Linked DNA regions of Homo sapiens: all the other regions are linked to region 1. Evidence: read pairs that join two places in POLR2A ChIA-PET (ENCODE). Cell type or tissue: K562. All regions are shown on one strand.

What was found. ChIA-PET counts read pairs that join two places held together with the same protein. Peaks named below come from ENCODE experiments on the same cell type or tissue, not always from the same donor. Only the 100,000 strongest peaks of a DNase experiment are listed, where the experiment ranks them.
Region 2: POLR2A ChIA-PET joins it to region 1 with 6 read pairs; 2 of 35 experiments call an interaction of 5 or more read pairs at or near these places.
Region 3: POLR2A ChIA-PET joins it to region 1 with 5 read pairs; 5 of 35 experiments call an interaction of 5 or more read pairs at or near these places.

Annotation. Positions count from the first base shown.
Region 1 is chr10:101,574,187-101,578,186 of GRCh38, reverse strand. No RefSeq gene overlaps it. Among named protein-coding and RNA genes, the nearest start is that of POLL, 12 kb to the left of the region's middle. In K562, no CTCF peak of the experiment used is centred here; DNase peaks (open chromatin) are centred at 1,493 and 2,086.
Region 2 is chr10:101,035,050-101,039,049 of GRCh38, reverse strand. It overlaps SFXN3 (sideroflexin 3), which reads right to left. Exons shown (of 12, transcript NM_030971.6): 4 at 3,383-3,553; 5 at 2,949-3,047; 6 at 2,489-2,564; 7 at 2,242-2,327; 8 at 1,847-1,974; 9 at 1,619-1,668; 10 at 358-407. Among named protein-coding and RNA genes, the nearest start is that of SFXN3, 5.8 kb to the right of the region's middle. In K562, a CTCF peak has its summit at 410; no DNase peak of the experiment used is centred here.
Region 3 is chr10:101,751,239-101,755,238 of GRCh38, reverse strand. All of the region lies in intron 2 of LOC105378458 (a long non-coding RNA gene), which reads left to right. Among named protein-coding and RNA genes, the nearest start is that of FGF8, 23 kb to the left of the region's middle. In K562, no CTCF peak of the experiment used is centred here; no DNase peak of the experiment used is centred here.

The DNA.
Region 1 (4,000 bases):
CCATGCTGGGAGTTGGGTGGTGACGCGTGAGGGCAGCTTTGGCTCCACAGGGGGATCCCACCTTGAGTGTGCTGGGTGGGCTACATTTCTGTTGGTAACTTGCAGAGTCCCGGAGCCAGCCTTTGTCTGCCTGGTCTCGATCATGGGATCCTAGCAGCCTGGGAGTAGGCCCCCCAACTCAAGCTCATACCCCTGAAGTGTAAGTCAGGGGGTCTTCCCAGCACTGATCATGTTGGGAAAGGAATCAGAAGCCCACAGGACCTGGAGGGCCCTTTCGCAGCTCAGCACCAACCCAAGAGATGGCCAATCAAAAGCCCAGAAGCCTTCTAGAGGGGCGAGCCTCTCCCCTGAGAGTGTCTACTGCCAGGGACACATGGCTGCCAAGAGCCACAGTGGGGGCCTGGGTAGATAGGAGAGGGGCTGGGGAAAGCCTGGGCCCCCGGGTGTGAAGGCTTGCTTTTGGTCCCACTCTGGACTGGTCCCTCAGTGCCTGCTGCTGTCCCCAGCAAGAGTTGGAGTCAGCAGAAGTCCAAAGATGCGTGTCTGGGTCCAAATGTGGAAGTTGCTTCTCTCCTTTTGCCGCAGCCTGCTCCAGGCCCAAGGAACAGGACCTCCAGGGCTGGGGGTGGAGGGAACCAGTGTGCAGCAGGCCATAGAGTAGCTCGCCCAAGTTTTCCTACACACAGGGAGGTCCCAGAACTGCAGGGAGGGATGCCGCTTACTTCTTTGTCTGAAATCAGGGTCTGACCTCCATTCTTGACATCCCTCCCCATCTGCCTTAACTCCTTCCCCCAGGAGACTCAGAATTCAGAGACTGCCTTGAAACCATGCAGACTCTTGGTCCCACCTCCTGGCCAGGGCAACACAAAGTCGTGGGATAAAGAGGGAGCATGCCCCACCTCCAGTGACCCATCTGGGTGTCCCTTCAGCTGCCCAGTCTGACACAGAAGCCCAGGAGAAGAGCCACTGAGGCAGAGGAGCTAATGGAGGGATTTCTGAGTCTTGAGAAAGGCTGCCCAGTTTGGAGGTAAAATGAGGTGAAATGAGGTTCTCTGAGTCCAAGTAAGCAAGGAATATGAATATTGGGGGTTCCCAGGCACTTTAGCGCTGAACCAGGTTCTCGAACAGGCTTTCAGCCCAGTCTCCCATTCATCCTGAATGGAGAGAGACTCCATTTCAGGGCCCTGGTGGTAACTGGGGTCCTGTCCAGCAGCTGAGCACCCCGCACACCTACCACCCAGTCACCACCTGGCCTGGAGTAGGCAGAGAGACCCCACAAGCCTGCTCCCTGCTCCAGCCCAGTTCTTCATCACTCTGTCCCTGAGCCAGGGTTGTCCTTGGACAGGCCACGTGTGGCAGGCAGAATAATGGTCCACTGAAGATGTCCATGTCTTAATCCCTGGAACCTGTGAATATGTCACCTTAGTTGGCTAGAGGGACTTTGCAGTTGTGATGAAGCTTAAGCATTTTGAGATGAGGTGATTATGCTGAGTAATCCTGTGGGCCCAGTGTAAACATGAGTTCTTAAGAGCTACAGTCAGGGCCGGGTGTGGTGGCTGACGCCTGTAATCCCAACACTTTGCGAGGCCAAGGCGGGTTGATTGCTTGAGCCTGGGAGTTTGAGACCAGCCTGGTCAACATGGCAAAACCCCATCTCTACCAAAAAAAAAAAAAAAAAAATTCAAAAGTTAGCTAGGCATGGCCAGACCTAGTGGTGCCTATAATCCCAGCTACTTGGGAGGCTGAAGTGGGAGGATCACCTGAGCCTGGGAGGCAGAGGTGCAGAGGTTCCAATGAGCTGAGATTACACCACTGCACTCCAGCCTGAGTTGTAACAGAGTGAGACCCTGTCTCAAAAAAAAAAAAAAAAAAAAAAAAAGCTACAATCTACAATCAAAGAGAGACTTGACGAGGAAAGGTCAGAGAGATGCGAAGTTTCTGGCTTTGAAGATGGGGAAAGGTCTCCAGCCAAGTGTGAGCAGCCTCTAAGAGTCAGAGAAGCCAAGGAACAGCTTCTACTCTAGAGCCTCCAGAAGGATGGCAGCTCTGCTGATGTCTGGCCTTATCTCAGGGAGCCCTGTTGGATTTTGAGCTGGTGGAACTGTGAGATAATGACTGTGGTGTTTAAGCCAGTAAGTTGGTGTAATTTGTTAATGTGACTGCAGAAACCCAATAGACCGAGTGCGTGTTGGGCTCTCCCTGTACAAAGGCAGAGGGACAGCAAGTGTGAGCAGGCCCTGCTGTGAGGTAGAGGGCATCCTCTGAAGTGTGTGGGGAAGGGGGAGCCTCACATGAGCCCAGGGCTGCCACATGTTCAGTCTGAGCCTCCCTAATTTCAGTTTCTTCTTGACACTGTGCAAGATGCAAGTCCCCGCTGGGCTGCTCTGCCCCACCCCTACTGAGCTTGGAGCTTCATCTTTTCCCAGGGCCTGGGGTGGGGACCTCAGTCTTGACCTTAGACCTACACTAAAAGGGGAGCAAGACAGGCCCCGGCCTTTCCTCCTGGGTTCCAGCTGCTCACAAGGCAGACGTGGGCACCGGGAAAGGGGAGCGAGACAGGCCCTGGCCTTTCCTCCTGGGTTCCAGCTGCTCACAGGGCAGGTGTGGGCATGGGACAGGGGCTTCCCAGGCATCACCTGGAGTGGGCATGACAAGGTAGGCAAGTCTAGCTGTGTCCCATCCTACAGTTCCAATGGCTGGGAAAGGCAAACCCAGGCCCATTGTCTTGCTTCTCCAGGAGAATCATGGAATTACTCTCCCTTTAAATGGAATGGGATGCCTCTTGCCAGGATGGAGGACTGTGGCTTGGAGAAGACTTGGGCTCCCCAAACAGGGGCGCCCCTTTCCAGGCCCTCCCCTGTTATCTGAGGGAGTGGCCTCCCATGCAAGTTACTGCTGTTGGGGCACCTGCTGCTACCAGGCTTGCAGGCCTTGATGGGCTCAGCCGCAGGTGCCTTTGGCCTTATGTCTGCTCTGCCCTTAGTTTTCCAGAACTCTTGAGCCACTGGGGAGTACTGCTTCTGAGCTCTGGAACTGGGGAGTCCTCAGGGATGAAGTCCCAAACTGGCCTGAGGCTCTGTTCGGCAAGACCTGGTCCCCACACTGCAGGGAACATCCCTGAAGAAGGCCCCAGGCCTGGAGATGAAGCAAGGCCCCAGGGGCTGAGGGGCCATGGGTAGGGGCCCGAGGTTGCCCCTGGAGGGCAGTACGGACCCCAGGGAAGGCAGGCTACTGGCCGTTGCTTGAGTGGAGCCTCTTAGCAATGGTGGCACCTTTGCCCTGCTGGACTCAGCCTGGCCCTGATGGAGCAGGCCCAGAGCCCCAGACACAGCGCACCTCCCCCATCCTTTGCTCCGGTTCCCTCAGCTGGGTGGTTGTTGTTGTGTGTGTAGTGCCCCTGCATATGTGTGTTCATGTTCCACTGCAGGGGCATGTGTGTGCCTAATGCACATTCCCGGCCCCTGCGTCTGTGCTGTATGTTCATGATTTTGTATCTGAGTGTGTGTGTGCTCAACCCTGGGCATGTGACCGTGTGGCCCTGTCTGTTTAGGTCTTGGTGGAGGCCCTGCGTTGTTAAGGGCTCAGGCAAGGCCTTGGGTAGAAGGAGGTGGGGGGTCCCTGGAAGTCCCCAGTGGTGCTGGAGTCCCTACTGCAGGTGGAGTCCTGGCTGGGCCCCCGGACCCTGTGTCCTCGTGTCCATGGAGGAGGCCGCAGGGTGGGCCGCCTGCGTCAGCCTTGAGCGGCCATCAATAGCGCGCGGTTAATTAATTTGATGGGAACAGCAGGGACCGCCGTTTGCATTTAGTGAAGTTCCAGGAACTTCCAACCTCATCTTCATAATTGGCCTCATAAATTGTAAGAAAGAGAGAGATCAGCAAAGCGGGAGGGAGGAGGGGCTGCCCGTCCGTCCTTATTTAATTTTATTGCTGAAATTCATCTTTTTAGCCTCCTCCGCCGGAATCGGCTCTCCCTGCCGGATTTGCCTAATCATGATAAATTA
Region 2 (4,000 bases), 540 kb after region 1:
TTAGGAATAGTAAACCCAACCTGGACATCAGGTTCTGAGGAAAGAGAGCCCCACAACCAGTAAGTGGCAGAATCAGGAATTAAATGGGCATGAATCTCCTGGATGGCACCAAAAGGTACATTTCCATGGTTTCCTCTTATAGATGAAGACTGGAACCCCCTCACTAGGATCTTGACCTTCAAGGACAGGGACCACCCCGTAACACACAAAGTAGACCCTATAGTTGTTCCAAACACACACCCACTGAATGTATGAATGGATGATGTCTATAAACATCTTAAAGACAATCCATACCCACCCACATCCACCATGGACAAGGCACTCCCACACACCCCAGCTAACTCCTTGCACACTTACCAGAAGCCCACCAGTCCCACCTGCAGGGGTGCCCCCAGCCAGGGGCGGCGCTGTGGAGAGACAGAAAGACAATGGAACGGCTTGTGTCCCCTGCCTCACTGTCACCCCATTTCACCCACCATAGCTCTATCCCATCAGCCTTGCCTTGGAGCCCTTAGACCTGTGGCCGTTTTCTTTCTCCCAAGGCAATGACAGGGCTGGGACCTCCAGATCACGCCCTTCCACTCCAGCCAGGCCTGTCTGCTGATCACCCTCCCCGGCATCCCATGACCTCTCACCTCTCAGAATTGGTTGCCATGGCACTCCCTGGCCCTTTTTTTTCTTCCCTCACTTCCTCCAGGAGCTGATTTCTTCAGGAAACCTCCTGTGAACCTCCACTTACCTCTTCCCATCCCAGTGGCATGAATCTGACCCTTTCCAAGCACATCTCTTCCTCGGCACTCTTCTCAATTTGCTCTGGCCACAGGGACCACCAACCTGTTCCTCAAATGTGCAAGCCCCTCCTACTGCAGTGCCCTTGCACTGACTGTTTTCTGTACCCCAAACACTCTTCTCTGCGTTATTTGGCTCTCTCCTCATCCTTTGCGGCATTAAAGACCCCTTCTCTGATCATCCTATCTAAACAGCTCTCCCCCATGAATCTCAATTACACTACCCCCATTGCTTTCCTACAAAGCACATATTACACTTTCTAAGAATGTATTTATTGGGTGCCTCCTTGTTTATTGGTTTCTGCATCAGACTATAAACTTCATGAGGACAGGGGCCATAACCATTGTGTTCAGTGCCATCTCCTCAGCCCTAAAACATGCCTGGTGCATGGCACTCAATACATTTGTGAATAAATGATTCTGTGAATGAGCCAGAGCTTGTTCCTGTGCTTTGCTTTCGTGTCCTGTTCATGTCTGTGTGTGCGTGTTCACCCGTGTGTACCTCTCAGTATGGAGGCACTAGGGGGTAAAAGAATGAGCATGAGATCAAGCATGACTATGACAGTCCCCTTCTGTGTGTCAGAAGCCACTGGAGTAACACTGATGAAGTTGGTTTCCTTCCTTTGTCCTCTCCTCCTGCCCCTGCAGAGTTCCTTCACCCCAGCCCAGTTCATTCTTGCTGAATGAACGAAGGTGGAGGAGGCGGTGCAGGGGTCAGGAGAAGGGCTGGCAAGTCTTAGAGAATCAGGCGAGGCTGGAGAGAGAGTTGGGGCCTGGTCACTTCTCCCAGCCATCGCCCATTCCAGGACAAGAGAGGTACAGTCGCCTACCTTCAGGAAGTCTTTCTTCTCCAGAGTGTCCATGATCAGTGGTGGGATGGCTGTGGGGAGAGCAGGGCCAAGAAGGAGAACATTAGTAGTGGAGTTAAAGTCAGGAACTGTGAAGGGTGACCCCCCTCAAAGCTCCTCCCTCTCTCCCCAGAGTCCTCCAAAGTCCCTGAGAACTGCACCTGCTTCTCTCAGAGTCTCCTATGCCCCACCCAGCCACTCCCGCCTTACCCATGGCAGGAATCGCCATGCAGATTCTTGAAATCACCACCTGGAAGATTCCCTGCTTGGCTGCAGTCACCGAGTAGCCAAGCCTCTGACCTGCCTCATCAGCCACCGGGATGCCCACCTGCAGCTCTCTGCAAGGGAGGGGGGTTGGGGTCAGATCACAGGCCCCGGATCCCACCTGCAATGCCCGAATGAGCAGCGGCTCCTCAGGGTCCCCTCACACACCCCAGGCTCAAAGGCTGGTTCTCCCACCTGAGGATCCCAGGGTCAGACTGAGCCAGGGCCCAGCAGCTCATGTCTGGGGAGGGAGAGGGATGTCCCCATTCTGAGGTGGTCTGCGTGGATGGACAGTGTGCTACATTCTGGGCATGCACATGCCAGGAGCCGGGGTCACTCACCTCTGCCTCATCAGGGGGATGTTGATGCAGTTGGCAGCTGCCACTGCTGCAAAGGGCACAAATCTGCCGACCAAGGGGGGCAGGTGCTGGGGAGGAAGGGTGTTGTTCAGTGGCCCTAAGGGCCATGGGGTGGTGAGGGACTCTGGGGAGATATAGGGGGCATATAGGTCAGAACTGGAGGTGTGATGAGGAAGAAGGAGGCAGATAGAGGATGAATGGGGTGGTCAGGGGAGTGAGGGGCCTTTACCTTGGTGAGGGATTTGAGTCCCAGGGCCGTGGCCACAGCTCCAGTGGTGGCACTCACATAGGCTGTCCCCAGCTGCCTGTGGGTGGAAAAGCCAGGTCACGGGGAGAGGTGACAAGTCCAGCAGGTGGCCCTTTCCTTTAGGGATATGCCAAGTCCTCAATACATGAGGCATAAAAGGGGAAGCTCCTTGCAGAAGAAGCCTTCCCTCCATCTCCGGCGTAAACTTGTCTAGAAGCCCCAGTAGCACCCTGTGAAGAGGGGTGGGTCCCCCACAGCATACATAAGAGGACCTCATGCCTTCAGTTAGGCAGGGTAATTCGGGGTGGGGCAGGCTGAGGAGAGGGCGCTGAGCACTGGCTGCATGGTCCACAGGGAACCGGAGAGAAAGGAGAGGGCACTGCAGGCTGGGAGGAGAGGGTCAGATGGGACAGTGCAGCTGCTGCTGGGGGCTGGCTCTCACCTCACAGTGATGGGAGTGTCACCACTGCGGTTGGAGTAGTTAACAATGGCATTGAAGGACTGATTCACCCACTGCCAGAACACCACGGTTGGGGTCTTCCTGAGGGAACAAAGACACTCACTTCTGCCCCGTCTACAGTGGCCCTCATCTTTAGACCCCTGTAATGAAACCAAAGGTTATTCCCCAAGCCTAAGAAGGGACCCAGTTAATGGCCCTAGAACCTGTTCTGGTAACCCCTATGTACCCCCACCCCCATTTATACAAACACACCTACTGTCTCTGGGGTGAGAGACCTCCTGAGGCTGAATTCTGAGGAATGGAAGCGATTCTGACACAATCTTTCACTCACCCAGTTGGCCCAGACAAGAAGCGCACCTAGTCAAGCTATGCTCTAGCTTAGGGCACTGAAGAAGGGGACGTGGGACAAGACCTGCCTGTAGAATGTGAGCATGCAGCCAGTGATGGTCATGTTCATGGGCACCTGGGCTGACATGCGGCCAATCAGGACCACCTTCTCCCCTGTGTCCGGATGGAAGGCGGAGTCATACACATACTTGGCCCTCCACAGCTGGTCCTCGGTGATCCCTGGGGTCACCACGCCGGCCCTGCAGAAGTTGGCAAGGAGCAGACAGGCTATGCCAGGGGGCAGATCTGCCCTCACAGGCCCCACCTGCCCAGCTCAGGGTAACTCTGGACAGAGAACCAGGAACTTCAGCCCCCAGTCTCAGCATAAGGAAGCTCCTTATCTTTGGGAGAGGGCCAAAGTTTCCCAGAAGTGGAGGCTCCTATTTCTATTTCCCTTATAGCCACACAAAGAGGGGTACCCTTCTGTTTCTGCCAAAATGCTGGGTCAGGGATGATGGTGGTTTCCAGTGGGTCAAAAATGGCTGCAAGCATTGCAAGAGTTTTTCCTCCCAAAGATAAGGGGATTTCCCTCCTATCTTCCTGGGACTCCACTTTGAGCACCTCTATCCTTGCAGAGGGTGACCCCGCAATGGGATAGATCCCTGTAGAGGTTTGTGATGCATAGAGCAGCCCCTCCCATAAATATC
Region 3 (4,000 bases), 180 kb before region 1:
ACCCGCAGGCTCAAAAATCTCGTTTCCCTCTGCCCACAAGGTAAAGTTCAAATTCCTGAGCTGGGCATAGGGAGTCCTCCACAATCTGACCACAACTTCTCAGACTTACCTCCATCCGCATTTTTTTTTTTTTTTTTTCAGAGACGGAGTCTTGCTCTGTTGCCCAGGCTGGAGTGCGGCGGTGGCGGTGCGATTTCGGCTCACTGGAACATCCGCCTCCCGGGTTCAAGCAATTCTCCTGCCTCAGCCTCCCAAGTAGCTGAGATTACAGGCATCCACCACCACACTCAGCTAATTTTTGTATTTTTAGTAGAGACGGGGTTTCACTATGTTGGCGAGGCTGCTCCTGAACTCCTGACTTCGTGATCCGCCTGTCTCAGCCTCCCAAAGTGCTGGGATTACAGGCCTGAGCCACCATGCCCGACACCACTTTTTTTTTTTTTTTTTTTTTTTCTGAGACAGAGGCAGCTATATTGCAGGAGCCCAGAACTCCTGGACTCCAGTGATGCTCCCGTCTGATCTCTCAACTAGCTGGAATTACAGGTGTGAGCCACAGTGCTTGGCTTCCTTCCTCTTTTGTGGAAGGTTCTAGTGATGCAGAACTTTTTAACATTTCCCAAATGCTACATGCTTTTCCATGCATTTGTTTTTTCATGTGCTGCTCCCTCTGCCTAGTGAACTCCTACATACCCTTCGAGACCTAAACTTTTCTACCCTCTATTATGTCTCCCAGGCAATCCTCTGGGCTTATACATTATTCTATTTACAACAGTGAGTTGTAACTTCTTATTTGTAACTATAATGTTTCAAGTAGCCTTGGAATATAGTAGGTGCTTTATAAATTTTGGTAAATTAATGAATGAAGTTGCCATTATGGGGCAAATAAGAGGGCTGCAAACATTATCTGGGGAAACTTGGCCAACCAGTCCCCAGAGTTCTGGACCCTTCTAAGATTAGAGATAGTTTGAGAAAAGATAACAACAACAAAAGCTACATACCATTTATTAAGTGCTTACTGTCTACTAGAGTTGTTCTAAGCCTTGGTACACTTCATCTCATCTCATCCTCATAATAGTACTATGAGGTAGTTATTACCTTCATGAGGGTTTTTTCCCCTGAATACATTATCTTCATTTTACATTGGGGAGACTGAGGTTCAGAAAAGCAAAGGAATTTCTTCCTTCCAAAGTTTTACAGCTAGGATTTAAATCCAGATCTGGGCCAGGCACAGTGGCTCACACTTGCAGTCCCAGCATTTTGGGAGGCCAAGGTGGGAGAATCACTTGAGGCCAGGAGTTCAAGACCACTCTGGGCAACAAAGTGAGACCCCGTCTCTACAAAAAATAAAAAATTACCTGGGAGAGGTGGTGTGCACCTGTAGTCCCAGCTACTTGGGAGACTCAGGTGAGAGGATCACTTGAGTCCACTGGATGACAGAGCGAGACCTTGTCTCTAAATAAATAAATCCAGATCTGTTGGCCTTTCAAATCCAGGTTTTTAACCCCTAAGCTTTTCTGACTCTGAATTATCGAAGTGTGAACTTTTTCTTCTATATCATGGGAGAACCAAATCCCATTGCTCCTTCTGCCCAGTCTTGGAAACTCCATTGTCAGATGGGTCCCAAACTGTATGGCAGGGGGACTGGGATTACCCAGACAGGCTGGGAGAGATCAGAAGTTCCAACCTGATCTTTGTGCTGAGATCTTGACCTGCACCCTTGGTGGGGTGGGGGGGTTACTAATCATTTACTTACTGCTTATGAACTCTGCCACCCCTGGAATGGCCAAGGTGCAGCTAAATTAGCAAAAAAAAAAAAAAAAAGTGGGTCTGAGATTGGCTGGGGTTCACCTCTTCAGGTTACAAGGCAGTTTGTTAGGAAAATAAAACCCTTCATTGGAAGCTCAGAAGGACTTCACTTTGAGGGTTGAACCCAGGTTCTAGCCTGGCTTTTGTTACTAACCAGCTGTGACCTTGGGCAAAGGGCTTAACCGTATAAGCCTTTGTAAGTGGGCAGGAAAATGGGCAAGAACACAATGCACTTAGGAAGAAAAGGGCCAGACAACACCCAGAGGATGGGAATCTGAGCCTCCAGGAAAGAGGCTCCAGAGATGCCAGTCAGTGGCAGCGTCCCAGTGTGCTGGGGGGAGTGAGAGGCCACTTAAGAGCAGCCACCAAATGGGAGAGGAGCATGGGAATGGGAGAGGCAACCAAAGACAGAGAAAGCATTCTCCTCTCCTCTTGTGGGATGCCAAATTAGGTCCTATCAATCTCTCTGGAATGTCCAGAGGTGGGCATGGGGAAAGTCCCACCTTCAGGAAAAGCCGACCTCCCCCTTTTTTGGGCCTTCTTGTACCCAATACATACTTCTAGCTCGGAAGTGTCTTCACTGCCTTCTATTTAAAATGTCGATCTTCTTAATAGAAAGTGAATTTCTTGAGGGAAGAAAACGTAACTTATCCATCTGTATTCCTCAGCTGCTACACTGCCCGACTGCCTGGTACCAGTAGAGACTACATAATTGACTGATGGAAGAATGAAAGAATGAAGGAAGGAAGGAAGGAAGGAAGGAATGGAAATCCGATGATTAGGCAGAGGTCCAATGTATGTCAGAGTAGAGTAAATCTTTAAAGCTCATTACAAAAAAGGAGGTCCTATTTGGGAAGTAGAATCCCAAATGACATAGGGAATTTGGGAGCAGAAGAGCCAAGGAGAGCTGAGAGTACCAATACACGTGGTCCCTAGGGCCACCAGTGGCCACAGAATTCTTGGCTGGGTAGGCTATTGCTTAAGCTCCTTAGAGAAGATGTAAAGACAGGTGGCACACAGAGATTGCACACAGAGCTCTCATTCATTGTCCTTAGCTAGAGTCACCATATGGTTTATACATATTTTCCCAGGGTGATTATTAATACTTCAAAAGTGTCAAAGTGGGAGGACTGCCTGAGTCTCAGAGGTCGAGGCTGCAGTGCGCCATGTTTGGGTCACTGTACTCCAGCCTAGGGAGCAGAGTGAGACCCTGTCTCAAAAAAAAACAGTGCCTCAGTCCTGGTTTGGATGACAAACTTTTTTTTAGGTGGTATTTTTTTCCTCCATCTTTTCCATTTTTGTTGTTGAGATATAATTCACATACCACAAAATTTACCCCTTTAAAGTACATAATTCATACTTTTAGTATACTGAGAAACTTTTACAATCAACAGTATTATTTAATTCCAGAACATTTTCATTTATTTATTTATTTATTTATTTATTTATTTATTTATTTTTGAGACGGGGTTACTCTGTTGCCCAGGTGAGAGTACAGTGGCGTGATCATGGCTCACTGCAGTCTCTACCTCCCAGGCTCAAATGATCCTCCCGCCTTGGCCTCCTGAGTAGCTGGGACTACAGGCGCAAGCCACCATGCCCAGCTAATTTTTTTTTTTTTTTAAATTTTTAGGAGAGTCGAGGTCTCACTATGTTGTCCAGGTTGATCTTGAACTCCTGAGCTCAAGCGATCCTCTCATCTCAGCCTCCCAAGGTGCTAGGATGACAGGCGTGAGCCGCCACGCCGGGCCAGAACATTTTCTTTACCCTACAAGAAACCCTGTATCCATTAGTAGTCACTCCCTATTCCCTGGCTCCCCAGCCCCTGGCAACTGCTATTTTCTGTCTTTATGGATTTACTTATTCTAGACATACAAATAAAATTATACAACATGCAGCCTTTTGAGTCAGGCTTCTTTCACTCAGCATAATGTTTTCAAGGTTCATCCATGTTGTAGCATGAATCAGTACACAGGACAATAAATTTTTCAGCCACTCTGTGTATAGACCTTAATATTTTATCTGTTATATTGTGGGTGTTTCCCTGGAGCCAAGGAGGAATTGAGATAGGGAAGCCAGGCTGAGATTCTCTTACTGGAGAGGCCATTCTGTTGACTCAAGGCACAGAAACACTGGTGTGGGGATGAGGCCAAGGAGCCTGATTTAGGATTCTAGACTCTTGTGTTGGAATTTT